4 separate regions of the Homo sapiens genome follow, and all the other regions are linked to region 2. The links are chromatin loops, found by intact Hi-C in ENCODE. Cell type or tissue: GM12878. All regions are shown on one strand. Each heading gives the region's core, and the rest is flanking DNA. Links, peaks and the distances in the headings are about the cores only.

Region 1 (7,638 bases), core at 2,113-7,112, 570 kb after region 2:
TATAACATAATAAACATAGTGTATGAAAATAGTGGTGCGAAGATCAAGAGGGGAGAATTGAAAGTATACTATTGTAACATTCTTATAGCATACATGAAGTGGTATTATGTGACTTGAATATAGACTGTGATAAGTTAAAAATGTGTGCCATAAAAACTAAAGCAGCCACTAAATTAACCAAACAAAATGTTACAGTTAATATCCACAAAGGAGATAAAAGGGAATCAGAAAAAATATTCAATTAATCCAAAACAAAGCATAAAAAGTGAACACATTACGAATGAGGCAAATAGAAAACAAATAAGATAACAGAGTTGAACTTAACCATATCAATAAGCACATTAAGTGCAGTCCATTAAAAAGTAAAAATTGTCATATTGTATTAAAAAGTAGGATCCAACTATGTGACCCTCAGGAAATGCGCTTCAAATAGAAAGACAGAACTAGGTTAAAAGTAAAATAATGAAAAAATATGTTAACACTAACACAAGGAAAGCTGGATGGCAATATTGCTATCAATGTAGTTTTCAGAGCAAATAATATTAACATTTTCTTTACTATATTACCATTATAATAATAATAAAGAGATCATTTTATCAAGGGGATATAACAATCATAAATATTTATGCACCTAAAAGCAAATTTTCAAAATAGATGAAGGAAAAACAGAGCTGCAAGAAGAAAAGCACTAGCACACTTTCATGCACCCATGGGTGCTTCTGCCTGCTCAGAGAATAAAAGAAAATGCTGCTTTCTGAGTAGGAGAAGGAAGTGTTTGTAAAAATGGCTTCAGGTTGTTATCACTTTACACTCCATGGGGAGTAGTTTTCTGTGCTGTTGCTGGCCTTAAGGTGGGCAACAATTTCCACATCTGAAAGTACATAGTCAACTTAATAACATACTTAAACCCAGTAACCTCAAAGCCAGGCTTATTTCTGATTACAATAAGCTATGCAGAGCCCTATTTTAGCCCACATGTTCTCTAACTTGTCTTTAACCTTTCCTGCCTCTCTAATCTGATAAATAGCCACATACTGCTTGGCCCAGCTGGCTTTATGTTTGCTCATATGATTCCTAGTGTAAATTTCCGCTAAAGGGAGTCAAATAAGGGAAACTTCTGCATGTAAAATGTGACCAATGGAGGTTACAGCTAGCAAACTCAAATTGCTTCTATAAGTTTATGTATATTAAGTGTAAACAAAATATAACGAACTTTACTGTTGGAGCTAAAGAAATTTTCCCCTCCATGGAGTCCTTTCTGCATTGTCTATAATAGATAATAAAATTAGTAGGATGGTCTCAGATTTACAAAACTGGCCCTTCCTTAGACACTAATAGCATTGACGAGGCTGCAGGCCAGGGCATTTAAATTCCAGGAGTTCATCTGGATTCAAAAGCCCTGAGGAAGTTCACATGAGGGCACCAGGCCACACCCATAAAGTTTTCTTTAGCTATAGAGGCTTAGACCAGACAGAGTATCCTGAGGTACAATGGATTAACTATAAGCCCCCTGTGCCTAAAGGTTAATTCCAAGGGGTTTCAGGTGCTGCAAAGGTGCTAGGAAAGCATTCATCCTTACCTGGGAACCAAGACTTCCAAAACATACAGCCTATCACTTCTCATGAGGCAGAGACCTCTATATATATTGCTATGAATGTCTACCACACAGGATTATAAGATTTTAGATATAGGCATCTTCATGGCTCAAAAGTGACGATTAGATTTGGAGTGAAAAGAACTTAGTAACTTGTGACTTTTGGGGTCAGTTAACCATTCCAAGGCTCAGCTTCCACATCTGTATATTGGAGACTAATCCTTGCACTGCTTGAGTACATCAGAGTTGTTGAGACTCAGATGAAATGTGTAAAGGATGATATTTTAATAAGAACTACATACATATAAGGTGTTAGTCTTATTACTACTGAGGTGTTAGAGGTAGCCTTCCTTGCAGCCCAAGCAAAGGTCAAATTATTGTGTCAGAGAGACACAAGGATCTGACATCGGGGGTTACCATTGTAGCTTATGATAGACTGGCAACAGCAAGCACTTTGCTGGCCCTATGAAAATCAACCAGGAAACTATTTTGCTTGAAGAGAGAGTATGTTGGCTTCTTGGTAGGTTCGGTGTGGGACTGGTTGAAATTACCAAGTACAGTATTCTCAGGCTGTCTTTGGCTTTAGAACATGACCTGTCTTCCATAATCCCTAGTATAAGCATTCACTCTGGTACCCTTGAACAGAAGGGAAGCAGATGTGAAGAACTTCTGCAGGCTTACTTTTACAGATGCTCTTGAGGCTAGAAAACCACTAATAAATTACTCATTTCTCAGCTAGTAACACTTCAGGGCTTTTCACTGACTGCAAGCAGGTATATCTGGCTTAGCAGATTCCTCTGGTTGAAGTAATACTACCGGGAGTTTCTCTTTGGAGCTTTCAGAGATGAGTTATTGGTACTTGTAATCTAGTCTGCTAATGAGTTAACAAATTAATTATTTGAAGTTAAGATGTAGGAAGACAAATGACTACCTGGGGGAAATAAAAGTGCATTCTTTAGAGATCCAGTGGGACACTAATTGGAAAAAGATAAATAATTTAGGATCATAAGGAACATATTTTGCCTCATTTCACCATAAGTACCCTGGAACACAGCTTCCAATAACTCTTGATAAACTAGGTCTTAGATTAAGTGGTGTTAAGTCATATTTCTGCTGGCCCATCCCTTAGTTCAAAGTCAAAGATGCATGCTTAATCATGCATGTCAGTTTTATCAATTCACCCTCATTTTGTCACATATGGAAATAAAGCACTTTCTCTAGATTTTGGAAACTAGAAGTGTTGAGTATTCGTTGGAGTATCAACAACAAAAGTACAACACACTTAAATTAGGATAATCTGAGGAGAGTTTAATTAGAAATATATAGATGGTGTGGAGGGGGAATCACAAATGGTTGTTCAGGAATCCAGGTCTAGCAGCACAGCAACAGCAGACTTGTCACCATACCCATCACACCTAGACCTGAAAACATGAGAAGGGGTTAGTAGAACCAGAAAGGAAGATAATTAGGAATAGTAAGTCATCTTGAGAGCAGTAGGGACATTCAATTGAGAGTCACAAACCAACCTGAGGTAACCTCATAGAGAAAGAGCCATGAAAATAAATACCCTAACCCAACTCTTGTCCCCTCCTCTGGTATTCTGCTGGGACTTCCAACTGGTTGAACCCAATCAGAAGCCAGAGGGCTCAGGAACCCTCTGGGGCAGAAAGCAGGATGAAATGTGATGGTAGAGGGGGAAACAGAAGATATTTGGCATAAATTGGTATTATGTAAGCAATTTGTTATCCTGTAGGGTCAGGTGTTGGGTATGCAGTCCACTAACAGAGAAATAGATGATTAAGATTACATAAATGTGATTTTAGCCCATGTTTTGGGGAACAGGTTGGTGAGCCAGCTTCCTCCAGACAGCTACTCTTACAAAAATCCCCATTATCTGGCCTAGAATTAGTAAGATTTGGTAGTCAAAGACAGACTAGCATACCTCTTTTCCAGTATACATACAGTAAGTCCTCAGTTAACGTCCATAGGTTCTTGGAAACTTTGACTTTAAAGCTAAACGACATATAACAAATCCATTTTTTCTTCATCAACATTATAACTGAATAATATTGGACATCGTTTCCTTTAAAGTCACAGCTTCTAAAAATATATTGACCACGTGAAGTGAGGATTTACTATATTATGGTCACTGCTTATTCTCCTGGTTGAGGTTGAGTTCATTTTAGATTGCTATCCTTCATGGTGTCCTTAGCTAACAAGCATCCAATCAATATTTGTTGATATAGAACTCAGGAGACAGGCCTCTCTGGATTCAATTCCAACTTAGGAGTATTTCCACCAAACAAACTTTCCAAGCTCCCTGAATATACTCTAAAACCACTGCTCTAAAATGGAAATGACATGATTTTAAAATATTATTCAATTTATTTTGGAGCTGCCTAGGGATGAAGGTGTTTGTATAGTCCAGCCTGAGAACTGAGTTTCTCTGCCAAGGAAACCAACTGAAGTTCCGGCCAAACAAAAGTGATTGCTCCTTGCTTCTGTGTTGAGAGGCATGGGAAGTGCTACCAGAACCAACTGTTAATCAGGCTCTTAAGAAGAGAATCTAACCAACATGAAGAAACCCCGTCTCTACTAAAAATACAAAATTAGCCAGGTGTGGTGGCACATGCCTGTAATCCCAGCTACTCTGGAGGCTGAGGCAGGAGAATCGCTGAACCCAGGAGGCAGAGGTTGCAGTGAGCCGAGATCGTGCCATTGTACTCCAGCCTGGGCAACAAGAGCAAAACTCCGTCTCAAAAACAAACAAACAAAAAAACAAAAGAGAATCTTTGACAGCAAAGCTGTTCTCTTCGTTTTGGATGCAGACATTGGGAAACTAGGCCACCTCTTCAAGTACTTGCTAATGATTTTTATGAGGCTGAAAGAATAAATGAAACTTAAAACAGGGAATCTAGAGACAGGACTTTAGACAACCCTACCACCACCACCAATGAGCTCAAATCATTACACATGCTGATTCATTTTTATAGGCAATAGTGCCCTCTTGTGATTAACTTCTGAATAAGCATTTGATGGCTTGGCATGACATTGAGGCAAAGAACCTTATTGCCACTACAAGAATGAAAAAGTGTTGTTCAAATTTGGATGGGTGGGAAAAAACATCATACAATCACAAGGTGTCCAATACAACCTCCTTTGGAAGCAATGAGTGTGACACCAACATAGCAAAGATCAGGCCAATAAGCTATAAAAATAATTGGAATGTCTACTTTCTTACACAACACATGTGTGTGTATACACTTATCCATATGTGTGTGTGTGTATATATATATTACGTAATATATATATAATGGAAGTTATTCATGTAGACCTCAATTTTTCTGAAGATACATGTGCACGTGTGTGTGGGTACACACACACACACACACACACACACACACACACACACACACATACACAGCTATAAAATACTAGGATTTGGTCCTTAAGTAACATCTGAATCACGAAAGATTCATTAACTGGTAAAACCACATTTGGTACACATAAATATTTGGTAGTCAAACTATCTGATTAAGCAGAATAGTTCATTCATTTCCTGCCAATGTGAGAAAGCTATTAATTGTGTATGACTGTAAAACTTACCATAGTACTTCTGGAAATTTCACAGATGATAAAAAAGCAAAAAAAAACAAAAACAAAAACAAAACAAAACAAAACACAAAAAACTCACCATAGGTAACTAGTAGAGCAGCTAGATTAATCTTTGAATAATTCATGGCAAGAGAGGGTTAACAATATTAATGTCCTGGAATGAATTTGTGTACTTCAAACAACAAAGCAGGGCTAGGAATAGTTAGGAGATTTAAGAAACACATAGACTAGCTGCACATGCAACAATTTAAAAATTAGGAGGTTCTGGGATGGGCGTGGTGTCTCACACCTGTAATCTCAGCACTCTGGGAGGCCGAGGCAGGCAGATCGCTTGAGTTCAGGAGTTCAAGACCAGCCTGGGCAACATGGTGAAACCCCGTCTCTACTAAAAATACAAAAAATTAGCCGGGCGTGGTGGTATGCACCTGTAGTTCCAGCTAGTCTGGAGGCTGAGGTGGGAGAATCGCCTTGAACCCAGGAGGTGGATGTTGCAGTGAGCCGAGATCACGCCATTGCACTCCAGCCTGGGTGACAGAGGAGACTGTCTCAAAACAAAACAAAACAAAACAAAACAAAACAAAACAAACAAACAAACAAAGGAGGTTCTTTTTGGGCCAAGGCTTTCAACCAGCTATAAATGAGAGGGAAAGCTACAAAAAGCAAAATCTCTGGAATTAGTGTTTGCGACTATAACAGAAGGGGCACCTTTGAGTGTACACCATGTAGAAGAATCTGTGGGGCTGTGATATGGTGTTTTCAGTTACAATTACTCATTACTGACTTTATGCATGGGACTAAATGAAAAAATAGAGCTAAAATTTGCGATTGGTGGCTATCCAGAATCAATAAAATAATTAGATAGTTATCATTGTTTGGATCCTAAGTTTTACCACCAGAGATTCTAAGCTTTAGATTTTACATAGGTCCATATTAGGATTTAGAATACTCAAAATTGTTTTGGTTGTTTTATCTTTTAGCTGTAACACAAATTTTACTATGGAAGTTTTTAATATTTTATTTTTAACCAGTCCTTGACTATTTTAGAGAACTATGCGTGTTCATTCTTAATCATTAAGAATATTAGGTCACTAACCTGCTTTAAACATTATTAATGAATTCTTCCCCAAATAGAAGCCAGTTGTTTCCTTTCTTAGCCATTAACACAATGTTGTCAAGAAATTTATTATCTTGGAAATGTCTTCCAATAGGTAGTTTTCTTCATTGGAAAAAGTTTACATTACTATGTTTTCTATCTACTAACAGAGTGATCAAAGCGTGGAGAAACTGATTCCCTGGGAAGAGATGACTTGTTGATGTGCAGATTGGTAATCTATCTGTAAATGAGCAGGGGTTTTTTCCACACAGGCTGAAGAGATACACAACAGACCATCCTTACAACATATATCTTTAATTAAATTTATATTGGTGGGTTTAAAAAACATTAAGTCAGGAGATGATAGCTAGGGAAATAAGGTATCCTGTGAGTATTTATAACAAAATATTTAAAATTTAAAAAGAATAAGAAACATCAATTGGCTTTTTGTAACTTAAAAGAGACTAACCAAGTGTTGTTTCCCAGTTCTGTACAAGCAGAGGCCACAGGAGGATTCTTACATAAGAAGCACAGGGAAAAGAATTGTTAATTCTGCGTGTGTGTTTTTGTTTCTCAGAATTGTTTGGAAGAACTTTGTCCAGTCAGAAATGAGTAAAAACAAGATGTAAGAAACATTAAAACAGGGGGCATATGGTCTTAAGAGATAATCTTGGAGAATATAGCAAAAGACAAATTGCTCCATTAGATATTATAATTTGGTATGTAACATGAACATTTAAAATTCTGATTAAAGTGACTAAAAGGGTTTGTTTTTTAAAAAAAATCAAAACAGAACTTACGGGATAAAACTCAAAATAAATTTACTCTCAGTAGTAACTTGATGTAGGAATATAAGTCCTCTCACTTTGATAAACATGAATATAAAATATTGCTGTCTGTATTCTAGGGTTTCCTACATTTTCTGTAAAGAGTGATTCATGCTATGTCATATGTAAATGACTCAACATTTTGAGCTAAAAGGCTGTTCACAATATACACATTCTTTACTTACAAAGCAAAATAAGCTTAACACCTTTATATTAAAAACCCGGGATACAGCAGGATTAGTAGCACCGTGAAAAATAATTCTTCCCACAAACTGCAGTCTTTTATTTTACTCAATGTGACTCTTCTCTTAATTGAATTTTTAATGTACCATTTTAGTAACTGGGCAAAATATATAATTTTCATCTTATAATTCTTGGAGAAAGTCATTCTGGACCCAAAAAGTAAATTCACTTCCTTATTTCTTTAGTAGAAAAATAATAGAGACTTTGCTCTGGCGCATTGCTGAGGTACATCTGAATCTTCATGGTTACTAGTCAGCATGTTATCT
Region 2 (7,638 bases), core at 1,236-6,235:
AGTCATACTAGGGCCTCAACATTCTCAATCTACTTTTTTATTGTATATGTATGAGAAGGGTAGGAGTGGCTGTGAGTTGAGGGAGAGAGGAGAGCGAACAGATTTTGTCCCAATTGCATGTGCTAGCTGGTGTGCAGTAATGATGGAGTGGTGTTTTTGCATCAGAAGTCACCTCTTTGTGAATTATAGGTGATTAGGGGAGCCATGTTGTCCTTTGTACCTGAAGGGCCCCTGGAAAAGTGATGTGGAGAGCAGGACTCTCTGTCTCTAGTCTCTTCTTTTCCCTCCTAGAGTTTGGAGTAACAGGCAGAAAACACTTTTCTGTAGATTTTTAAGTCAGACATTTCCCTGACACTCAAATATACTCTGGGTCTTCTAGTCTCTGTTGGCTTCTTTCACAAAAGAATTCTGCTGCTGCTGCTGAAACTCACATCTGGCATGACCAGCAGGAAAGGGCCAATGAGTCTGTCGGACCTTGTGAACAAAGCAGAGTCCTAATGGTTGGAGGAGAGAGAAAGGTGGTAAAAGTCAGCGCATGAAATTAAAGAGTAAGAGACCCTTGTGCAAGTTCTTCAGAAAGTTCCGTGGTTTCCAAATTCTACATGTGCTACTTTAGTTTCCTGTAAGACAGCACATAGAGAAAGTGCTCAAGATATGCTTAATGAATTAAAAGGGAGAAGGAAGTTACAGTCTCTGAGAACCATTGTCTAGTTTCCACTCACCCCATACAGATTTCTTAGAGAGGAGGCTAGAAAAATAGATCTGTATTGATTTTCAGAATTTCCAAACCAACATTGTATCTGGGCTACGGCCTTGATATACGTAGAGAGAAAATTCCATTTCAACAAAAGCAAGCACCATCTGTAATATCCATTAAACCCTAAATGACCAATGGTGTGTTTGAGATCCAGAGAGGTGGAGTGAGTTTTTGAGCTTCTATAGTAGGAAGAGGAAGGTGAGAACATAATTCAAGTATTCTGACTCCTGTTTCTCCATGAGAATAATTTTTATTCTTCTGACAAGAACGATGAGGATGGAAATTCCACTTGTTTGACAGCTTTGGATATTACTAATCTAAAGGTGGTCAGTTCACAGTAAGCAGGAATAAGGAAAAGTAGTATTAACCTTGCTCATCACATGCAAACTTCTCCCCTGTGCCCACCAATGAGGAATTTCATATAGAATTGTAACAATGTTAATTATAATAATACTCTGCATAGGTTTATGATTAAGATCCTGCAGCATCTCATCCCTCATATGTTTCCAAGGCACATTTCTTTTTTAATACAAGTATCTTTTTCACCTTATGAATGTTAAGTACTACAATGGTTTCTTTTGCACATTTCTTTTCTTGAAAATAATGTTTTAAAAGCTTGTATTCATTAATTTATAGAAGCATGCTTTACTTTTAATGACATTGTATCCAAGATGTTGCTAGCCAAGCCTTAACTGTGTTCCTTGTTTCTGTCCCTCCTTCCACTTTTTTTATGTCTTGTAATTATAAATAATGAAATGTTAAACTAGACTGGATTGCATTTAGAACTTTCCCCAAAGGCCCCAGCAAAGGACCTGGGGATGAGCCAGTGTTTCACAAATTTGGTTTGGACATGTACACTAGAGGTTTCCCAAGTCTCCATTCTGCCAAGTTGGCCTAGCAATCTCCCAAGAATCACTTGTCCTGCTGTGTTCTGCCCCATGGACTTCCAGGGGATCTATTCAATTGGGCCCTTGTGTTCTAAGAGGCCCGGGTATTCTGATATCTGAGGCGTAACTAAACAAACCCAGCAGGGGATGGGGAGCTGCCTGGGTTACCACCATAAGAAGAGCTGTTCCCCTCATCCATCTCTCATCACAGTTCCAAGAAAACATTAAGCACCTGGTTGCAGAGGAGAAGACACATTGCCTGGACTCTTATGCCTTCTGTTCTGTAAGAGCCAGGGGCACACTCAACTAACAGACACACTGACACCAACAAATGACTGGAAAATACAAAAATGGACAGCATTAAATGGTGGTGGTGATGGTGGTAGTGTGTGTGTGTTTATGTGTGTGTGTTTTAAAGCTATATAAATTGAGATTTTCTTTCTAGGCCTTCTAGCTTTTTCTAGAAGAATTAGGGCAGGGATGGACGTAACTTCAAATTGACTCTCAGCCAGTACCCTTCTAGGCCCATGTCTTTATGCTTCCTCCTCCCTTATCTCTTTTTTAAAAAGGAAAAGAAAGTCCTGTGGGAAGGCCACGTGCTGCTGTATTTTTACAATTTTATTTAGTAGAGGCAAAGATGTAAGCATTTTACATGTGCTGTCCCTTCTCTCCTGCCACTCTTCTATTTCTTCCTCCTTCTGGTGTCTTTTTCAGCCCCTTTATTCCTAATTTATCTCTGTTTCAACCTATTCTCTATATTTGTTTCCTAACCCCTAAAAACATCTCTTTCTGGAGATGATAGCTGGGTGGTGGGATGCGAGAGGAAGACAGAGGGAGAAAGAAAGAGAGAGAGAGAAATGGGACAAAGATGGGCGGAGACTATGGAAAGGCAGGCATTCCTCTCTGTCCTAGCATGCATCTTCTCTGACTTCCCTTCATCTTCAGAGAAACTAATACTAATAGGTACCATACAATGAATACTTAATATGTGCAAGTGGTTTCAATACATCATCTCATTTAATTTTTGTAATGACTCTGCAAGCTGGTAACATTGCTCCCATTTTACAGATGAGAAAACTACAAAGGTTCAGCAAGGTGAATCAAGTGGAGTTGGACCACTAAGATTTGAATCCTGGCTCTGCTATCTACTAGCTAAATGAGCTTGGGCATGTTGCATTTCTCTGTGTCCCAGTTATCACAATTACTCTACTCTAGAAAGGTACATAGCATGTGTCATCCTTGCTAGAAACTCACATTGTTCATCTGCTAAACTCCTATGCACCAACTTGCTGATAGAAGGGAACCATCCCAGATGCACTTCAGGATACTTCTTCTCTTCCCACGTGGTTTGTGCATATGGACAAAGATGTTTGGAAGACTTGGTTGGTGGGCATTTCAGGCCATTCATTCATTGCACAATTAAACCAAAAAACAACTACTTGTTGTGGATCATGCAAAGCACTGAGAAGACAGTAGTGAACGACAATACATGGCCCTTGTTCTTATGGAATCACACAAATAAATGCAAAATTTTCATTGCAGCAAGTGCTACAATGGATCCAATGGGCAGGAACATAGTAATATAACTGAGGGAAACTTGGAAAACTTCCTTTAAAAAGTGATGATGGAGGTAACTTCTGGAGAAAGAGAGGTAGTTGATTCTTAAGGAGTGAGAAAGAGCTTTCCAGAAAAGGAAATAGCTTGCACCTTGTAGTAGGAGGGAGTGTAGCAGATATAAACTGAAGACAGATGAGTATGTCCAGAGTGCAAGGAATGCGCAGTATGTGGTAGGGTACTGTCAATATGTCAGGCTAGCAGGTACCTCTTTGAGGACTCAGGTATGTGTGGCACTCTTCCATCATACTATATAAGCATGGAGATGGTACACCAAAGATTTTCTAGGGCAGTCATGAATTCAAATTCCATAGTGTTGTTGCCATAAGCACATTCATAGTGTCAGTTTATGTGTTCTAATTTAAAGCTGAGAAAAGAGGGTAGCTGTATGCCTTCTCAGCTCCCCGGGGATGTCTATTTTGTGGAACAAATGGGTGGGCCTCAAGAAGTTTCAAAATAGAGAAGGGGTACTAAGACTCAGTATACCAGGGAAGAGGCAGTTACACTAGGTGGTGGCATTGGCTAGGCATCTTTCTCATTGGTTCCTCATCACTTTCTGACTCCCTTCTTTATTCTCTATTACCCCAAAGCCCCACCCCCTTGAAGACTGGAGTGCTGGTCAGGTGGGCCAGCATCAGGGTAGGATTTCCATTTGTGGCAGCTTAAATTAGTCAAGGTAATGAGTTAGAATTTTAAAGAGCAAGAAGAGCCAGGGGATGATGACAAGTCTGTTCTTAGAAAGCACTAAGGGTCAAAAGCTGAGTGTGGCAAGCCTAAGGGGTGAAAGCAGGGTCACAAACAAACAGGAGACAGTTCCAAGAAGGACTGGAGTCAGGTGTGCAAAGGAACAGAGAAAGAAGTGAAGAGCAAGAGTAGGAGTGAAGTGAGACGGTTCAAGGCAATTACCTCAAATGAGGCCCTGAAAGCTGGGACTCATTTTCTTTGGCTGTCTGCCATGTAGTATGTGGGTGAGTTGGCCCAGTATAATGGCATGGGTCTGGGACTTCCCCGATTTGCTCAGGGAGAAGTTATGACTTGCCTGGGAGCATTCTTGAGGTAGAGGGCTGGTTCTCACCAGTACTTTGCTAATCCACAACCTTTCTCTTACACCAGCTCCTGAAACTGGCCAATGTGGAACTGAAAGTTTCAGCACCTGCTCTTCCCCCAGCCTCTGGTTGGCATGGGGCCATGGGGGAGGATATGAGTAGGCTGGGCTTAACCAAAATACTGGAAGCCACCTACCTCCTGTGTGGGCAGGATTAATAGGAAAGAGAAGACAAAGAGTTTCACAATTTCATGAACTGTAAAGAGGCTCAGCAAAGTCTTCATGTACTTAGTAGGGTGGATGTAAGTTGAGAGGCAAAAGTATTCAGTGATTAAAGGTGTTAATCTTAAAAGCATACAATCTGAATTCAGATCCCAGCTCTGCCACATGATGGCTGTGTGATCTTAGGTGAGTCACTCAACCTTTCTGTGTCTCATTTTTTCTACAGTAGGAAAATGAGGATAATGATATTTGTCACCTAAGATTGTTGGACAGTTTAAGTGAAGGAATGCATGTAAACTGCTTAGCACTGTGTCTGGCATATAGTAAATGTTTAATAAGTAGTAATGGTTATTTTTACTGGAAGAAAGCTGGATAGAATCTCCTATCTGAATGATCTCTCCAAGTGCTTGAAATCTACAGGGGTTGGGATGGTGTTTAGTAATGCAGAAAAATGGCAAGGATGGAAATCATTACTCCAATTGTTGGGTTAAAGGTGCATTCTAGATGTAGGAAACTCCTAAATGGGAACTCAGCATAGATAAACCAGGGAAAGAAGTCATATTGTTGCATAACATGTACTAGCAGAGGTTTAGTCTGATGGCCCTTGGCAGTAGCCCAGGGTTGACCCATTGATAGGTAGGTCTGGGACTTGGCTGGGCAGGGGATAGCTGGAACAGCCAAGAACAGGCAGAACCAGAGGAAGAATGCAAACCTTTGCATGAGAAGCACTGAAGAAACAAATGAGAAGACTTGAGATGATCATGTCTGGGATAGCAGTGTGAGGATGGACACAGGATGCATAGCCAAGTTCAGAAGGCATGTACCTACAGGGACCAGTCCAGAGGGAATGAGGAGCTAGAGCAGCAGCAATTTGAGTAGGTTCACTGTGACTGCCATGAAAGGGTCCCTGAGGGCAGGTATTTGGCTTTATTGGCTGCCAACTCAGTAGTGTGTGGGTGGGGTGGCTTGGGCTGGTTGGTATGGACTGTGGCAGAGAGTAATAACAATATTACTGCCAGGTGGATATAATTTCTGTTTTACAGTGGAGAAAACTTAGAATTAAAGGCATCAAACAATTTGTCTTACATAGCACAATTAATCGTTAGCAAAGATGGGAATATGGGAATAATCCCTAAGAGAACATCTGAGGTAAAATGAACAGTAAAGCAAAGTTTCCTCATGGTGGCAGGGGTGGCATGGGGGCAGAAACCGTAAGTACAAGAGAATGTAGGCAGTTGTTACTCTCCCTGAGACTGTGTATATTAGAATTGCTGCATTATAAAGAATGTAGTATGATTTAGTAGTTAAGGAGTGCTTTCTGGAGCCATATTGCTTAGACTCAAAATCTGGCTCCTCCACTTACCAGTTGTATGACCAACTGTATGAGCAAGTGACTTAATCTCTCAGAGCCACAGCTTTCTCATCTGTAATGTGAACAAATGGTAGTACCTACTTCTTATGATTTTTATGTGATTTAATTAGTAAAGCACTTAGAAAAGTACCTGGCTCATAATGGGCACTATCTAAATTTTACCAATTAATAAAATAATAATAATTAGAGCAATAACAAGGACTAGTTTAGATAATGCATATAAAATACTTACCACAATGCCTGCACATGGTAAATGCTCAACAGAAGAATTATTATTATTACTATAAATACTCTACAGCAATAACAATTAGGTAAGCATTGGTCTCAGGAGGAGTTAACTAGCCTCACAAACCCGTGGTAGACAACCTTTATTCTAGAAATCTGAGAAAGACCCATTCTTCTCCTACAAATACAGCTCCTTCTTTCTATATTTATAAAACTGCCAAATAAATGAACTGTCCTAGGAGGTATAGTGCTCCCATCATAGCAGGCACTAAAGCACAAGCTAGCTAATTGCTAGGCAGGGTTGCTGTATAGGATACTGACAGACAATAATAACAATGATAGCTAACAGTAACATAGGTACTCCTAGTATCCCCATTTTATGGATGAGGAAACTGAGGCAAAGAGCACTCAAGTCCTTTGCCTGAGATCACATAGCCAGTAAGTAGCAAAGGTCCCTTTCAACCCCCTGACATCCTCTTGTGAAACATAGTAGATTCAGTCCCCAAGACTGTAATATGAATAATATTATTGGCTTCCCTTTTCTTCTTGTCAGGATGAAAGGAAGTGATGGTGAGTACTGGATTAGAGCTATAAGATTTAAAAGAGGAAAAATATAAAAGAAGACAGTAGGGCCAGTGGCACTTCAACAGACAAACTTTATCAACTCACATCTTTAGGGAGGTAGCCTCAGTATATTGAACCTAATCTCATGAGATCTGAACTGCCTGAGCTCTCTCTCCCAGGAGTCCTCAGGGGATTTTGAGATTAGAGCTGGCCCAGAATTACCAATTGGAGACACAAGTGCCCACACAAAGTTGTTCTGCCTGTTCCAGGTCTGTAGGGAGCTGACTCACATTTTGCTTACTACAATGGGCTCTATTTCAGTATCAGCTTGATCTCTTGCCAGAGCTGTGTTCAAGGAGGAGAGGTAAGAGAAGAGAGGGGATTCCTGGCCTGTGGGATGGTTCAGAAATGGGAATAAGGAAGTCATATTTTCTCACTCAGGAAACAAAGTGGCTGGAACAAAAAGTTCAGGTCAGACAGTAGCAAAAGCTGAGGGAAGACACTAGCAGGAACTGAAGGAAGTTCAGTAAGGAGGGGTTAGCTAGAGAGGACTTTGACACATAAGTTTGGATCTTCTATTCCTGCACCTATTCTCTGACATCAACTGGGTGTCCTATGATTCAGTTCAATTTGAGCACTAACTACCTTGAGTATCTGAACAGTGGAATGACATCCAAATACTCCAGAAAGATTCTGGCTGACCTATGCACACTGCACTACAGTGATCTGAGACAGCAGTTCAAGGAGATTTGAAGATAGAAAGGTCTCTGAGAGGCTATGCGATAGCCCAATCTAAACGGAACTAGTTGGTAAGGGGATGGAAGCCACAGGAAAAGAACTGGAAAGAATGGATAAGAAAATAAGTGGTTGACACCATGGAAAACTGCTTATTCAGTTACATCTTTATTCAAGATAAGTCCTCTGTCTAGAACCCACTTCTTACATTCCTTCA
Region 3 (7,638 bases), core at 1,465-6,464, 180 kb after region 2:
CTAAGCCAAAAGAACAAAGCTGGAGGCATCACGCTACCTGACTTCAAACTATGCTACAAGGCTACAGTAACCAAAACGCATGGTACTGGTACCAAAACAGAGATATAGACCAATGGAACAGAACAGAGCCCTCAGAAATAATGCCACATATCTACAACTATCTGATCTTTGACAAATCTGACAAAAACAAGAAATGGAGAAAAGATTCCATATTTAATAAATGGTGCTGGGAAAACTGGCTAGCCATATGTAGAAAGCTGAAACTGGATCCCTTCCTTACACCTTATACAAACATTAATTCAAGATGGATTAAAGACTTAAATGTTAGACCTAAAACCATAAAAACCCTAGAAGAAAACCTAGGCAATACCATTCAGGACATAGGAAGGCATGGGCAAGGAATTCATGTCTAAAACACCAAAAGCAATGGCAACAAAAGCCAAAATACACAAATGGGATCTAATTAAACTAAAGAGTTTCTGCACAGCAAAAGAAACTACCATCAGAGTGAACAGGCAACCTACAGAATGGGAGAAAATTTTTGCAATCTACTCATCTGACAAAGGGCTAATATCCAGAATCTACAAAGAACTCAAACAAATTTACAAGAAAAAAAAACAACCCCATCAAAAAGTGGGCAAAGGATATGAACAGACACTTCTCAAAAGAAGACATTTATGCAGCCAACAGTCACATGAAAAAATGCTTATCATCACTGACCATCAGAGAAATGCAAATAAAAACCACAATGAGATACCATCTCACATCAGTTAGAATGGTGTTCATTAAAAAGTCAGGAAACAACAACAGGTGCTGGAGAGGATGTGGAGAAATAGGAACACTTTTACACTGTTGGTGGGACTGTAAACTAGTTCAACCATTGTGGAAGTCAGTGTGGCCATTCCTCAGGGATCTAGAACTAGAAATACCATTTGACCCAGCCATCCCATTACTGGGTATATACCCAAAGGATTATAAATCATGCTGCTATAAAGACACATGCACACGTATGTTTATTGTGGCACTATTCACAATAGCAAAAACTTGGAACCAACCCAAATGTCCAACAATGATAGACTGGATTAAGAAAATCTGGCACATATACACCATGGAACACTATGCAACCATAAAAAATGATGAGTTCATGTCCTTTGTAGGGACATGGATGAAGCTGGAAACCATCATTCTCAGCAAACTATCGCAAGGACAAAAAACCAAACACTGCATGTTCTCACTCATAGGTGGGAATTGAACAATGAGAACACATGGTCACAGGAAGGGGAACACCACACACCGGGGGTTGTTGTGGGATGGGGGGAGGAGGGAGGGATAGCATTAGGAGATATACCTAATGTTAAATGACGAGTTAATGGGTGCAGCACACCAACATGGCATATGTATACATATGTAACAAACCTGCACGTTGTGCACATGTCCCCTAAAAGTTAAAGTGTAATAAAGAAAAATAAAAAATAAAAATAAATAAAAACTTAACATCACACCTAGAGGAACTAGCAAAACAAGAGGAAACCAACTCCAAAGATAGCATAAGAGGAGAAATAACCAAAATTGGAGCTGAACTGAAGGAAATTGAGACCAAAAAATGTACAAAGCATCAATAAGTCCAGGAGTTGTTTTTTGAAAGAGTAAACAAGATATATAGACCACCAGCTAGAGTAATAAAGCAAAAAAAGAAAATCCAAATAAGCATAGTCAACAATGATGAAGGGATGTTACCACTGACCCCACAAAAACACAAAAAACCCTCAGAGACTATGATAAACACCTCTTTGCACACAATCTAGAAAACCTGGAAGAAATGGATAAATTCTTGGAAGCATACAAGCTACCAAGAATGAACGAGGAAGAAATTGAATCCCTGTACAAACCAACAGTTAGTTCTGAAATTGAATCAGTAATAAAAACCCCACCAACTATAAAAAGTCAAGGACCAGATGAATTCACAGCTGAATTCAACATGTTGTACCAAGAAGAGCTGGTAGTATTCCTATTGAAACTATCCCCAAAAAATTGAGGACTAGGAACTCCCCCTAACTCATTCTATGAGGTCAAAGTAGAGCAAAGCTTATCCAGCAGCACATAAAATATCTAACCCACCACAATCAAGCACACTTAACCCCTGGGATGCAAGCTTGGTTCAACATACAAAAATCAGTAAACTTGATTCATCACATAAACAGAACTAAATACAGACACCACATGATTATTTAAATAGATGCAGAAAAGGATTTTGATAAGTTTTAACATCTCTTTACGTTAGAAACCCCTAACTAGGCATTAAAGGAACATACTTCAAAACAATGATACATCTATGACAAATCCACAGTCAACATCATACTGAATGGGCAAAAGTTGGAAGCATTCTCCTTGAAAACTGGAACAAGACACAGATGCCCACTCTTGCCATTCTTATTCACTATGGAACTGAGTGTCCTAGCTAGAGCAACCAGGCAAAATAAATAAATAAATGACTTCCACAAAAGATGAAAGGCAGTCAAATTATTTCTGTAGATGATATGATTCTATGCCTAGAACACCCTACAGTGTCTTCCCAAAATCTTCTTAAGCTGATAAACTTCAGCAACATTTCAGGTACAAAATTAATGCACAAAATTCAGTAGCATTTCTGTACAGCAACATCCAAACTGAAAGCCAAATCAAAAACACAGTTGCATTCACAATTGCCATGAAAAGAATAAAATAGCTAGGAATACAGACAACAGGGAGGTGAAAAATTTCTACAGTGAGAACTACAAAACACTGCTCAAATAAATCAGAGATGACAAAAACAAATGGAAAAACATTCCAGGCTTATGGATAGGAAGAATCAATGTTATTAAAATGGTCATACTGCTGAAAGCAATTTACAGATTCAATGCTATTTATATCAAACCGTCAATGAAATTTTTCATGAATTTGAAAAAGTTACCTTAAAATTCATATGGAGCCAAGAAATATCCTGAACACCCAAGGCAATCCTAAGGAAAAAGAACAAAGCAGGAGGCATCATACTACCAACTTCAAATTATGCTACAAGGCTACAGTAACCAAAACAGCATGGTACTTGTACAGAAGCAGACACATAGACCAATGGAACAGAATAGACAGCCAAAGAGTAGTGCCACAGACCTGCAATCATCTCACCTTTGACAAAGTCAACCAAAACCAGCAATGGGGAAATGACTCCTTATTCAATAAATGGTGCTGTGATAACTGGTTAGCCATATACAGATTGAAACTGGACCCCTTTCTTAAACCATAGACAAAAATTAACTCAAGATGGATTAAAGACTTACAATTAAAACCCAAAACTATAAACACCCTGTAAGAGAGCCTAGGCAATACCATTCTGGACATAGGAACAGGCAAAGATTTCATGATGAAGATGCCAAAAACAAATGCAATGAAAACAAAATTTGACAAATAAGACCTAATTAAACTAAAGAGCTTCTGCATTGCAATAGGAACTATCAACAGAGTAAACAGAAAATCTACAGAATTGGAGAAAATATTTGGAAATTATGCATCCAACGAAGATGTAATATCCAGAACATATAATGAACATAAATTAACAAGTAAAAAACAAACAACCTCATTAAAAAGTGGGCAAAGCTGCTGGCTGGCAAGATGGCTGGATAGGAACAGCTCCGGTCTGAAGCTCCCATTGAGATCAACACAGAATACAGGTAATTTCTGCATTTCCGGCTGAAGTACCTGACTCATCTCACTGGGACTGGACAGACAGTGCATGCAGACCACAGATGGTGAGCTGAAGCAGAGTGGGGTGTTGTCTCACCTGTGAAGTGCAAGGGGTCAGGAAACTCCCTCCCGTAGCCAAGGGAAGCCCTGAGGGACTGTACTATGAGGAACGGTGCACTCCAGCCCAGATACAACACTTTTCCCATGGTCTTTGCAACCCACAGACCAGGAGATTCCCTCAGGTGCCTACACCACCAGAGTCCTGGGATTCAAGCACAAAACTGGGCGGCCATTTGGGCAGACACTGAGCTAGCTGCAGGAGTTGTTTTTTATATGCCAGTGGTGAGTGGAATGCCAGCCAGACAGAACATTTCACTCCCTTGTAAAAAGGGCTGAAGCCAGGGAGTCGAGTGGTCTTGCTTAATGGATCCCACCCCCATGGAGCCCAGCAAGCTAAGATCCACTGGCTTGAAATTCTCACTGCCAGCACAGCAGTCTGAAGTCTACCTGGGATGCTTAAGCTTGGTTGGGGGAGGGTTGTCCACCATTACTGTAGATTCAGTAGGGAGTTTTCCCCTCACAGTGTAGACAAAGCCACTGGGAAGTTCAAACCAGGTGGAGCCCACTGCAGCTCAGCATAGCTGCTGTAGCCAGACTGCCTTTCTAGATTATTCCTCTTTAGGAAGGGAATCTCCAAAGGAAAGGCAGCAGCCCCAGTCAAGGGCTTATACATAAAACTCCCATCTCCCTGGGACAGAGCACCTGGGAGAAGGGGCGGCTGTAGGTGCAGCATCAGCAGACTTAAACGTTCCTGCCTGCTGGCTCTGAAGAGAGTAGCAGATCTCCCAGCACAGTGCTAGAGCTCTGCTAAGGGACAAACTGCCTTCTCAAGTTGTTTCCTGACCCCCATACCTCCTGACTGGGAGACACCTCCAAACAAAGATCGACAGGCATCTCATACAAGAGAGCTCCAGCTGGCATGTGGTGGGTACCACTCTGGGATGAAGCTTCCCGAGGAAGGAACAAGCAGCAATCTTTGATGTCCTGTAGCCTCCACTGGTGATACCCAGGCAAATAGGGTCTGGAGTGGACCTCCAGCAAACTCCAGCAGACCTGCAGCAGAGGGGCATGACTGTTAGAAGGAAAACTAACAAACAGAAAGAAATAGCATCAACAACAACAAAAATGACATCCAAACAGAAACCCCATCTGAGGGTCACCAATATCAAAGACCAAATGTAGATAAATCCATGAAGATGAGGAAAAACGAGAGCAAAAAACCTGAAAATTTCAAAAACCAGAACACCTCTTCTCCTCCAAAAGATCACAACTGCTCACCAACAAGGTAACAAGACTGGACAGAGAATGAGTTTGATGAATTGACAGAAGTAGGTTTCAGAAGGTGGGCAATAACAAACTCCTCTGAGCTAAAGGAGCATGATGCAACCCAATGCAAGGAAGCTAAGAGCCTTGAGGAAAGGTAAGAGGAATTGCTAACTAGAATAACCAGTTTAGAGAAGAACATAAATGACCTGATGGAGCTTAAAAACACAGCAGAGATTGAAGAGCAACTCAATGAAATAAAATGAGAAGACAAGATTAGAGAAAAAAGAGTGAAAAGCAATGAACAAAGCCTCCAAAAAATATGGGACTATGTGAAAAGACCAAATCTATGTTTGATTGGTGTACCTGAAAGTGACAGGAAGAATGGAACCAAGTTGGAAAACACTCTTCAGGATATTGTCCAGGAGAACTTCCCTATCCTAGCAAACCTAACAGGCCAACATTCAAATTCAGGAAATACAGAGAACACTACAAAGATACTCCTTGAGAAAAGCAACCACAAGACACGTAATCATCAGATTCACCAAGGTTGAAATGAAGAAAAAAATGTTAAGGGCAGCCAGAGAGAAAGTTCAGGTTACCCACAAAAGGAAGTCCATCAGACTAAGAGTGAATCTCTCTGCAGAAACCCTACAAGCCAGAACAGTGGTGGCAAATATTCAACACTCTTAAAGAAAAGAATTTTCAAACCAGAATTTCACATCCAGCCAAAATAAGCTTCATATGTGAAGGAGAAATAAAATTATTTACAGACAAGCAAATCCTGAGAGATTTTGTCACTACCAGTCCTGCCTTACAAGAGCTCCTGAAGAAAGCACTAAATATGGAAAGGAACAACTGGTACCAGCCACTGTAAAAACATACCAAATTGTAAAGACCATTGACACTATGAAGAAACTGCATCAACTAATGGGCAAAATAACCAGCTAGCATCATAATGACAGAATCAAATTCACACATAACAATATTAACCTTAAATGTAAATGGGCTAAATGCCCCCAAATAAAAGACACAGATGGGAAAATTGGATAAATAGTCAAGATCCATCAGTGTGCTGTATTCAGGAGACCCATCTCACATGCAAAGACACACATAGGCTCAAATAAAGAGATGGAGGAAGATTTACCAAGCTAATGGAAAGCATAAAAAGAGAAGGGGTTGCAATCTAGTCTCTGATAAAACAGACTTTAAACCAACAAAGACTAAAAAAAAAAAAGGCAAAGAAGGGCATTACATAATGGTAAAGGGATCAATGCAACAAGAAGAGCTAACTATCCTAAATATATATGCACCCAATACAGGAGCACCCAGATTCATATAGCAAGTTCTTAAAGACCTAAAAAGAGATTAAGACTCCCATACAATAATAGAGAGAGACTTTAACACTCCACTCTCAATATTAGACAGATCAATGAGAGAAAATTAACAAGGGTATTCAGGACTTGAACTCAGCTCTGGACCAAGCGGAACTAATAGACATCTATAGAAATCTACACCACAAATCAACAGAATATACATTCTTCTGAGCACTACATCACACTTATTCTAAAACTGACCACATAGTTGGAAGTAAAACACTCCTCAGCAAATGTAAAATAATGGAAATCATAACAGTCACTCAAACCACGGTGCAATCAAATTAGAACTCAGAATTAATAAACTCACTCAAAACCCACAACTACATGGAAACTGAGCAACCTGCTCCTGAATGACTATTAGGTAAATAACAAAATGAAGGTGCAAATAAATAAATTCTTTAAAACCAATGAGAACAAAGGTACAATGTACCAGAATCTCTGGGACACAGCTAAAGCAGTGTAGAGAGAAATTTACAGCACTAAATGCCCACAGGAGAAAGCAGTAAGATCAAAAATTGACATCCAACATCACAATTAAATAACTAGAGAAGCAAGAGCAAACAAATTCAAAAGCTAGCAGAAGGCAAGAAATAACTAAGATCACAGCAGAACTGAAGGAGATAGAGACATGAAAAAACCTTCAAAAATCAAAGAATACAGGAGCCGGTTTTTTGAAAACATTAACAAAATAGATTGATAGCCAGACTAATAAAGAAGAAAACAGAGAAGAATCAAATACTCACAATAAAAAAATGATAAAGGAAATATCAGCATTGATCACACAGAAATACCTACTACCATTGGAGAATACTAGAAATAGCTCTACACAAATAAACTAGAAAATCTAGAAGAAATGGATAAATTCCTGAACACATACACCCTCCCAAGAATAAACCAGGAAGAAGTTGAATCCCTGAATAGATCAATAACACATTTTTGAAATTGAGGCAGTAACTAATAGTCTACCAACCAAAAAAACCCCAGGACCAGAAGGATTCACAGCCGAATTCTACCAGAGGTACAAAGAGGAGCTGGTACCATTCCTTCTGAAACTATTCCAAACAATAGAAAAAGAGGGAATCCCCCCTAACTCATTTTATGAGTTCAGCATCATCCTGACAGCACAACCTGGCAGAGACACAACAAAAAAAGAAAATTTCAGGCCAATATCCCTGATGAACATCCATGTGAAAATCCTCAATAAAATATTGGCAAA
Region 4 (7,638 bases), core at 819-5,818, 230 kb after region 2:
AATCAAACTTGGCACTCCTAAATGTTTAAAGCATGCTTTAAGTTTGGTAGCATTTTTCCTTCTTAATCAAAAGGCCTCTTATCAATATGCTATTGCTTGATACTGCTAATCTGTCCATTTAGTACATAGAAGACTCACATTCATCCACAGATCCAGGAACAATATCTGAGCCAACATTTCATTAACTTGTATATTTTTCCCAAACCAACGATTGGTTGTGTCCCCCTCCCCTGCTTGCCCCACCCCTTTTCTCTTTAGATGTTGCTGGGGAGATTCTGGCACAGCCCTCCAGGAGGAGGCGGGAAACGGGTAGAGAAAGGGGGAGTTAAAGGGTGAGTTACCAGAGGTCACTGTTCTCAAAACAGACAAAAAGGGAGAAAGGAATGGGAAAACCCAAGCCTCTGCATGCCTCTCCCAGAGACAGGGCCTCCTTATGTGGGAATCCTGCCAGAAAATTTGAGGTAGCTCTGAGAAGGAAGGCCACAGGGATTAAGGATGTTCTTATACTCCTGTCTAAGGACCATTTACAGAGTATAGGCAGCCTATTATACACAAACACCTATTCTTCAATGGAAGACACACACGTCCCCTACTTGTGTGTACACAATGGTAAACAGAGGCCTCAGCAGCTACAGAGATACGCACACACTCTCAGGCAGAAACAAAGGGACAAAGGGACGCATCCAGAAAAACGCACATTTTCTAAGCCCTCTAAAAATCACTTAAGCCCAGAAGGAAAATGTGGGAGAAAGAGTAAGGAAACCCATAGGTGGTAGGTGATCCATAGCCAGTGGGACTAGGGTGGGGTTTGGACTTGCAGAGGTGAGAGACTGGATTAGTAGTTAAGTGTGAAAGAGTGAGGGTAAATGAGTTAGTCTGATTCCATAGAAACTCTACCTAAAGGTAGATTAGAACAGAATGAGCTACAAATCCTCCCAAATATTAGTGTTTCAAAGCTAGAATTCTCTGTCAAGGCTTTGCATTCTCCAAACTAAAATAAATTTTAATAACTTTTCCACCTTCTCCAATAGATTTACATTTTAGCACAATTGTGGAAGTGCAAAATGACCATATTAATATGTATGGTTAGATTTATTTTATTTAAATAATTCAAACATATAGGAAATATATTTCTAAGGAAATGAGCATGCACCTCAGGTGATAGAAAGGCAAAAAGCCAAATGCAAAAACAACTAGAGCTATCTGAGAAGAAGAAAAAAAAAACATATAAAATTGAGGGCATCTTTTAACCATTGAAAAGCAGAAATTAGACAAAGAGAATAAAAAACTACCTATTTCCTTTTTGAATTGTTTTTAGTGTTGGCACACATTTGAAGGCACATATAGAGACTGCTAAATCAATGCCCAATATAGTCTCACTATACTGTTGTGAGTCACTGGAGGCAGGGCTAGGCTAAAATAGTGGAAAATCTGAAAAACCCATTTTTAAAGATATGTACCTTTATTAAGACAGTTACTTCAACTATGTTAACAAAATTTTGCTTAGGAAAGTATCTGTTTTCCACAAAGAGTTCAGAATGGATGTTTAGTACAACTGCAATTACCCTTAACCCAGCTATGAGAGTTTTTCAATGAAACAGATTCCCCATTGGCACTCCATCTCTCGGGGAAATAACAATAGCTAAAGTTTGTTGAGTACTTCCTATGTACCAGGCAGACTTTGTTGTAAGCATTTACATTTTTTGTCACATTTATTTCTCACAATTACCTTATGAAGTAGATTCAATGATTATACCCATTTTACTGATGAGGAAACCTGTGACTTCCAAAAATTAGGTACTTTCCTCAAAATTATACACGTAGTAAGAAGTAGAGTCCAGATAGGCTGACTCCAGAGCCTGTGCTATTAGCTGGAGTACTGTGCTTTCTCAACATAAACAACCTTTTGCCTCAGGTAAAAAATCTGGTATCAGGGACTTGTTTTCAAAATGAAAGAAACTTTCAGAGTATGTTTTGGCATCAGCACACACCGAACCCTCTCTTCTACATCCTCCATCTCGGCAGCTACATATGTGGTTCCAAACAAAGCTCACTGACTTTCAGAGTCATGAGCCTCAGGGTCTGCAGGGATCTTCTGGCATCGAAGAAAGAGCCAGTTATCTTCAGTAGACTCTATTTCTAAAGCTGGAAAGCAAACTAGCACCTTTCAGAGGAATTTGTAACATGGATTGAACATATAATTGTTTTCTGCCTAACTTTCAGTTAACCAGGAAAGTAAATCAACTACAACCTCCCATCCCTGAACAGTCCAAGAAATCAAGGCTTTGCTGCAGTGAGTCTAACAATTATTTACATGTATATGAATACACTTTTAAAAGTGCACCTCCAATCATTTCTTGGAAAACCTTTTTTTCTTTAGCTACTACATAACTTTAGCCCAGCCCTACCTTATTGCAATTCTCAAAGATTATTAATTACAAGAGTCTGGATTAATGAAGATTTATGTATTTGCCCTTGATAAGAAATACTAACGCCAATCTAATATAATCATTCAATGTTTTTATTGTATAATAACAAAATAATGCACTTTGGGAGGTCGAGACAGGCGGATCACAAGGTCAGGAGATCGAGACCATCCTGGCTAACACGGTGAAACCCTGTCTCTACTAAAAATACAAAAAATTAGCCGGGTGTCGTGGCGGGCGCCTGTAGTCCCATCTACTCAGGAGGCTGAGGCAGGAGAGTGGCATGAACCCGGGAGGCGGAGCTTGCAGTGAGCCGAGATCGCGCCACTGCACTCCAGCCTGGGCGATAGAGTGAGACTCCGTCTCAAAAAAAAAAAAAAATGCTGTATGAATCAACAATGATTATGACTATAGACCAAAAAAGGAGAGGGGGAAATTGAAAGAAAACTAAAGAAATAATTTTGATAGGTTCAAAAGTTAAAAAGCTACTGGTTTAGTTACCATGGATACCATGTTCTGACTATAATACTGGGCTTTTGCTCACAGACACTAAAGGTCTGACTCTCCAGCTGCATACCTCCTTTCTGTGCCTGCAGTAGTAACTACTTGAAATGAAAATTCTGTATTTTGATGAATGAGAATGCAATGAGAAATTTCCTGTGCAAGAATCGTAACTTGCTGAAAACATATTCCAATGAGGTTAATTCCAAAAGGATTTTTAACTCATTTTATATTACCAAAGACTTCTAAATAAAATTCACTACACAACAACCTTTATAAATCCATAGTAAAGAATCAGAAATCAGGAATTGTTCAGAACTACAATAGGCCTATATGGCCCTTTTTTTAATCATTGACTCTTGCCACCCACTGGCACACATTCTTACTGCCCATTTATTGAGGCTTTATGGGGTCTGGGCAGAACAAATAAAATGGCAGATTGGGAATTCCCTCCATAAATTGCAGAGACACGAATACCAGAAATATTTACCAAAATCAGTAGCTGTGTGAAGAGTTCTTTGCTTCCTTCATACCCTCTGGATTTAACAAAATATGTAAGACATTTTCTATTGAATTACAAGAGAAAAAATGAGCAGATAAGAGGATTTAAAAAAAAGGCAAAGAAGGAGAAACACCCCTGTGTATAGCATATGGACTATAGGGTAAAATAGACACAAAGTTAGTGTCTAACACGCTCAAATCCCAGCTCTGTCATTTTACTAAATGGGTAACCGTGGGTAAATTACTCAATCTAAGACTCATCTTACTCATTTATAGGAAAGAGACCATAACTGTAGAGTTGCTCTAAAGATAAAATGAGTCATATGTGTGGAACACTTGAAACAATGTCAATTATTCACTAAATGTTAATTTTTAAATTATTATCTGACATCTCTTAGTCACTGATTTCCTTCTGGCTGTGGCAAACTTACAAGCTTCTTGCCATATCAACTACTTTCCATATTGTAAGGGAACACTGACAAAATCTTCATTTCCTACATGCTTCTTCTTGCACCTCCCTACTTCTCCCTGCCCCCAAGTTTATTCACTATCAGGCTTTCTAACCCCATAATCTGATACCTGTTTCACCTGGCCTTCTAAGCAGCTCATGTTCTTCACTGTTCTCTGCTCCATGAGAAACAGAACCCGGCCATTTGTGGCCCTGTATCTTCCTTGCCCCTGAGTTATGTGAATCAGTAATTTTCCACAGACTTCAGGACTTTACCTTGTTCTCAAAACCTTGACTCACTCTTTCCTTTATTTTTATATTGCAAGCCCCCTGACTAATCTGAAGTGATCCTCTCTATCTTTAGGGAACATTCGTCTCTCTAAATATTTTTACTTATCCACTCTATTGTGCTTTCTTCTGTGCCCTGTGAATTGCTTTTTTCAGAATCTTCATATGCTGTTATCAAAAGCTTTCTACACACTCGACAATATAGCTATAAAAATTCTTTTTTTAAATTAATTTATTTATTATTATACTTTTTATTATACTTTAAGTTTTAGGGTACATGTGCACAATGTGCAGGTTAGTTACATATGTATACATGTGCCATGCTGGTGCGCTGCACCCACTAACTCGTCATCTAGCGTTAGGTATATCTCCCAATGCTATCCCTCCCCCCTTACCCCCACCCCACAACAGTCCCCAGAGTGTGATGTTCCCCTTCCTGTGTCCACGTGTTCTCATTGTTCAATTCCCACCTATGAGTGAGAATATGCGGTGTTTGGTTTTTTGTTCTTGCGATAGTTTACTGAGAATGATGATTTCCAATTTCATCCATGTCCCTACAAAGGACATGAACTCATCATTTTTTATGGCTGCATAGTATTCCATGGTGTATATGTGCCACATTTTCTTAATCCAGTCTATCATTGTTGGACATTTGGGTTAGTTCCAAGTCTTTGCTATTGTGAATAATGCTGCAATAAACATACGTGTGCATGTGTCTTTATAGCAGCATGATTTATAGTCCTTTGGGTATATACCCAGTAATGGGATGGCTGGGTCAAATGGTATTTCTAGTTCTAGATCCCTGAGGAATCGCCACACTGACTTCCACAATGGTTGAACTAGTTTACAGTCCCACCAACAGTGTAAAAGTGTTCCTATTTCTCCACATCCTCTCCAGCACCTGTTGTTTCCTGACTTTTTAATGATTGCCATTCTAACTGGTGTGAGATGGTATCTCACTGTGGTTTTGATTTGCATTTCTCTGATGGCCAGTGATGGTGATTTTCATGTGTTTTTTGGCTGCATAAATGTCTTCTTTTGAGAAGTGTCTGTTCATGTCCTTCCCCCACTTTTTGATGGGGTTGTTTGTTTTTTTCTTGTAAATTTGTTTGAGTTCATTGTAGATTCTGGATATTAGCCCTTTGTCAGATGAGTAGGTTGCAAAAATTTTCTCCCATTCTGTAGGTTGCCTGTTCACTCTGATGGTCATTTCTTTTGCTGTGCAGAAGCTCTTTAGTTTAATTAGATCCCATTTGTCAATTTTGGCTTTTGTTGCCATTGCTTTTGGTGTTTTAGACATGAAGTCCTTGCCCATGCCTGTGTCCTGAATGGTAATGCCTAGGTTTTCTTCTAGGGTTTTTATGGTTTTAGGTCTAACGTTTAAGTCTTTAATCCATCTTGAATTGATTTTTGTATAAGGTGTAAGGAAGGGATCCAGTTTCAGCTTTCTACATATGGCTAGCCAGTTTTCCCAGCACCATTTATTAAATTCTAAATGAAACTAAATTTCAATATGCATGGTCAAGGAAAGTAAAAGAGAAGGTATAAATAAGTAAATCACAAATCAAAAGAAAAACTGCAAATCCAGATGAAGTTATGAAATTATAAAACAATACTACATATAACTTTATGTGAATTAATTTGAAATCCTGGCTGAAATGTAAATGATAGTTTTCCTTATGTATATCCAGTTGTTCTAGCACCACTTGTTGAAAAGACTGTCCATTTTCCATTGAATTTCCTTGGTAATTTTATTTAATATCTATATGTGGGTATATCACTGGACCCTGTCTTATTTCATTTATCTTATTGATGTTCTGTCTGGATGATCATTCTATTATTGAAAGTGGGGTGTTGAAGTTCCCTACTATTATTATATCTCTGTCTATCTCTCCCTTCCAACACAATAATATTTGCTTTATATATTTAGGTTTTTTGATGTTGGGTGCATATATATTTATATATTTTCATATCTTCTTGCTGAAGGAACACCGTTATCATTCTGTAATGACTTTTATTGTCTTTTCTTACAATTATTTTATATAAGTTTAGCTATTCTTGTGTCCTTTTGGTTTCTATTTGCATGGAATGTATTTTGCTGTCCATTCACTTTAAGTGTGTCTTTACAGGTAATATGAATGTCTTGTAGGTAGCATGTCATTGGGTCTTATTTATTCATTCAGCCACTCTACATATTTTGATTGCAGAGTTTAATCTATTATATTCAGGGTAATTATTAATAGGTAAGAACTTATTTCTGCCATTTTATTAATTGTTTTCTAATTGCTTTGTAGATCCTTTGTTTATTTCTTCCTTCTTTGCTGCCTTCCGTTGTGGTTAAGTGATTTTTCTCTAGTTGTATGTTTTGGTCTCTACTTTAATTTTTTTCTGTATGTACTCTAAGACTTTTTTGTGGTTACCATAAAGCTTACATGTCATCTTATAGTTATAACAGGTTATTTTAAGATAACAACTTAACTTTTATAGTTAATTTGTATAACAAAAATATCATCCACAGTATTACTTCACTCCCCAACACAAGTATTTTGGATTTTTTATGTCAAATTTCATGTATTTTTATATTGTGTGTATGTTAAAAATTATTGTAGATGGAAGTGATGTGGAACAAGATGGAAAAATATAAAGCTCCACTGATCATCCCCCTCACAAGGACACCAAGTTAATACCGAACTACACAGAAAAAGATGCCTTTGTAAGAGCCAAAAATCAGGTGAGGACTTAAAATACCTAGTTCTAACTTCATGTGATTGAAAGGGCCACTGAAGAGACCAAAAAAAACAGTCCTGAATAGCCAATGCCACCCATCCCCCATACCCACAAGCTACAGCATTGTGTGGAGAACATCTCTGGGCACTGGGGGAGGGAGAACACAACAATTGCGAGTCATTGAACTCAGTGCCATACTGCTACAGCAGAAAGGAAAACCAAGTCAAACTCACCTGATGTCCACCCACAGAGGGACCATTTAGACTGGCCTTAGACAGAGGAGAATTGCCAATCCCAGTTGTCCAAACTTGAGTGCCCACAAACCTCACCATGGAGGGCCAAAGTGCTTTTGGTCTCTAAGTAAACTTGAAAGGCATTCTAGGCCATAAAGACTGCAACACTTAGACGAGTCCTAGGGATGAAATGAACTAGACCCAGAGACTGTAAACTGGGGTAGGGGGAGTGAGGGGGTACATACTGAGACACCAGCTGGGGCAGCCAAGGGAATGCTGATGTAATCTCTCCCCTAACCTCAGGCTGCACAGCTTGTGACTCCAAAAGATACCCTTCTTTCCTTGAGGAGAGGAGAGGAAATCGTGGGGAGGACTTTGTCTTGCATCTTGGATACCAGCTTAGCCACAGCAGGGTAGGGCTAGGGCACTGGTCAGAGTCATGAGGCCCCTGTTCCAGAACCTAGCTCCCAGATGTTTCTAGACATACCCTGGGACAGAAGGGAACCTGTTGCCA

What was found. A loop is a pair of places that touch in the nucleus more often than their neighbours do. Peaks named below come from ENCODE experiments on the same cell type or tissue, not always from the same donor. Only the 100,000 strongest peaks of a DNase experiment are listed, where the experiment ranks them.
Region 1: it touches region 2 in a loop (7-fold over the local background); 1 of 110 quality-filtered maps calls a loop at or near these places.
Region 3: a loop joins it to region 2, with 3 times the contacts of the local background. A loop is called at or near these places in 1 of 110 quality-filtered maps.
Region 4: it touches region 2 in a loop (5-fold over the local background); 1 of 110 quality-filtered maps calls a loop at or near these places.

Annotation. Positions count from the first base shown.
Region 1 is chrX:108,696,505-108,704,142 of GRCh38, reverse strand. COL4A5 (collagen type IV alpha 5 chain) reads right to left here. Exons shown (of 53, transcript NM_033380.3): 53 at 6,598-7,638. Among named protein-coding and RNA genes, the nearest start is that of IRS4-AS1, 36 kb to the left of the region's middle. In GM12878, for the core only: a CTCF peak has its summit at 4,590 (motif pointing left); DNase peaks (open chromatin) are centred at 4,602 and 4,779.
Region 2 is chrX:109,267,849-109,275,486 of GRCh38, reverse strand. No RefSeq gene overlaps it. Among named protein-coding and RNA genes, the nearest start is that of GUCY2F, 210 kb to the left of the region's middle. RefSeq lists enhancers at 3,887-4,106, 4,187-4,486, 4,597-4,646. In GM12878, for the core only: no CTCF peak of the experiment used is centred there; a DNase peak (open chromatin) is centred at 4,316; H3K27ac peaks cover 1,209 bases.
Region 3 is chrX:109,085,721-109,093,358 of GRCh38, reverse strand. No RefSeq gene overlaps it. Among named protein-coding and RNA genes, the nearest start is that of IRS4, 350 kb to the right of the region's middle. In GM12878, for the core only: no CTCF peak of the experiment used is centred there; a DNase peak (open chromatin) is centred at 3,768.
Region 4 is chrX:109,032,934-109,040,571 of GRCh38, reverse strand. No RefSeq gene overlaps it. Among named protein-coding and RNA genes, the nearest start is that of IRS4, 300 kb to the right of the region's middle. In GM12878, for the core only: no CTCF peak of the experiment used is centred there; a DNase peak (open chromatin) is centred at 3,769.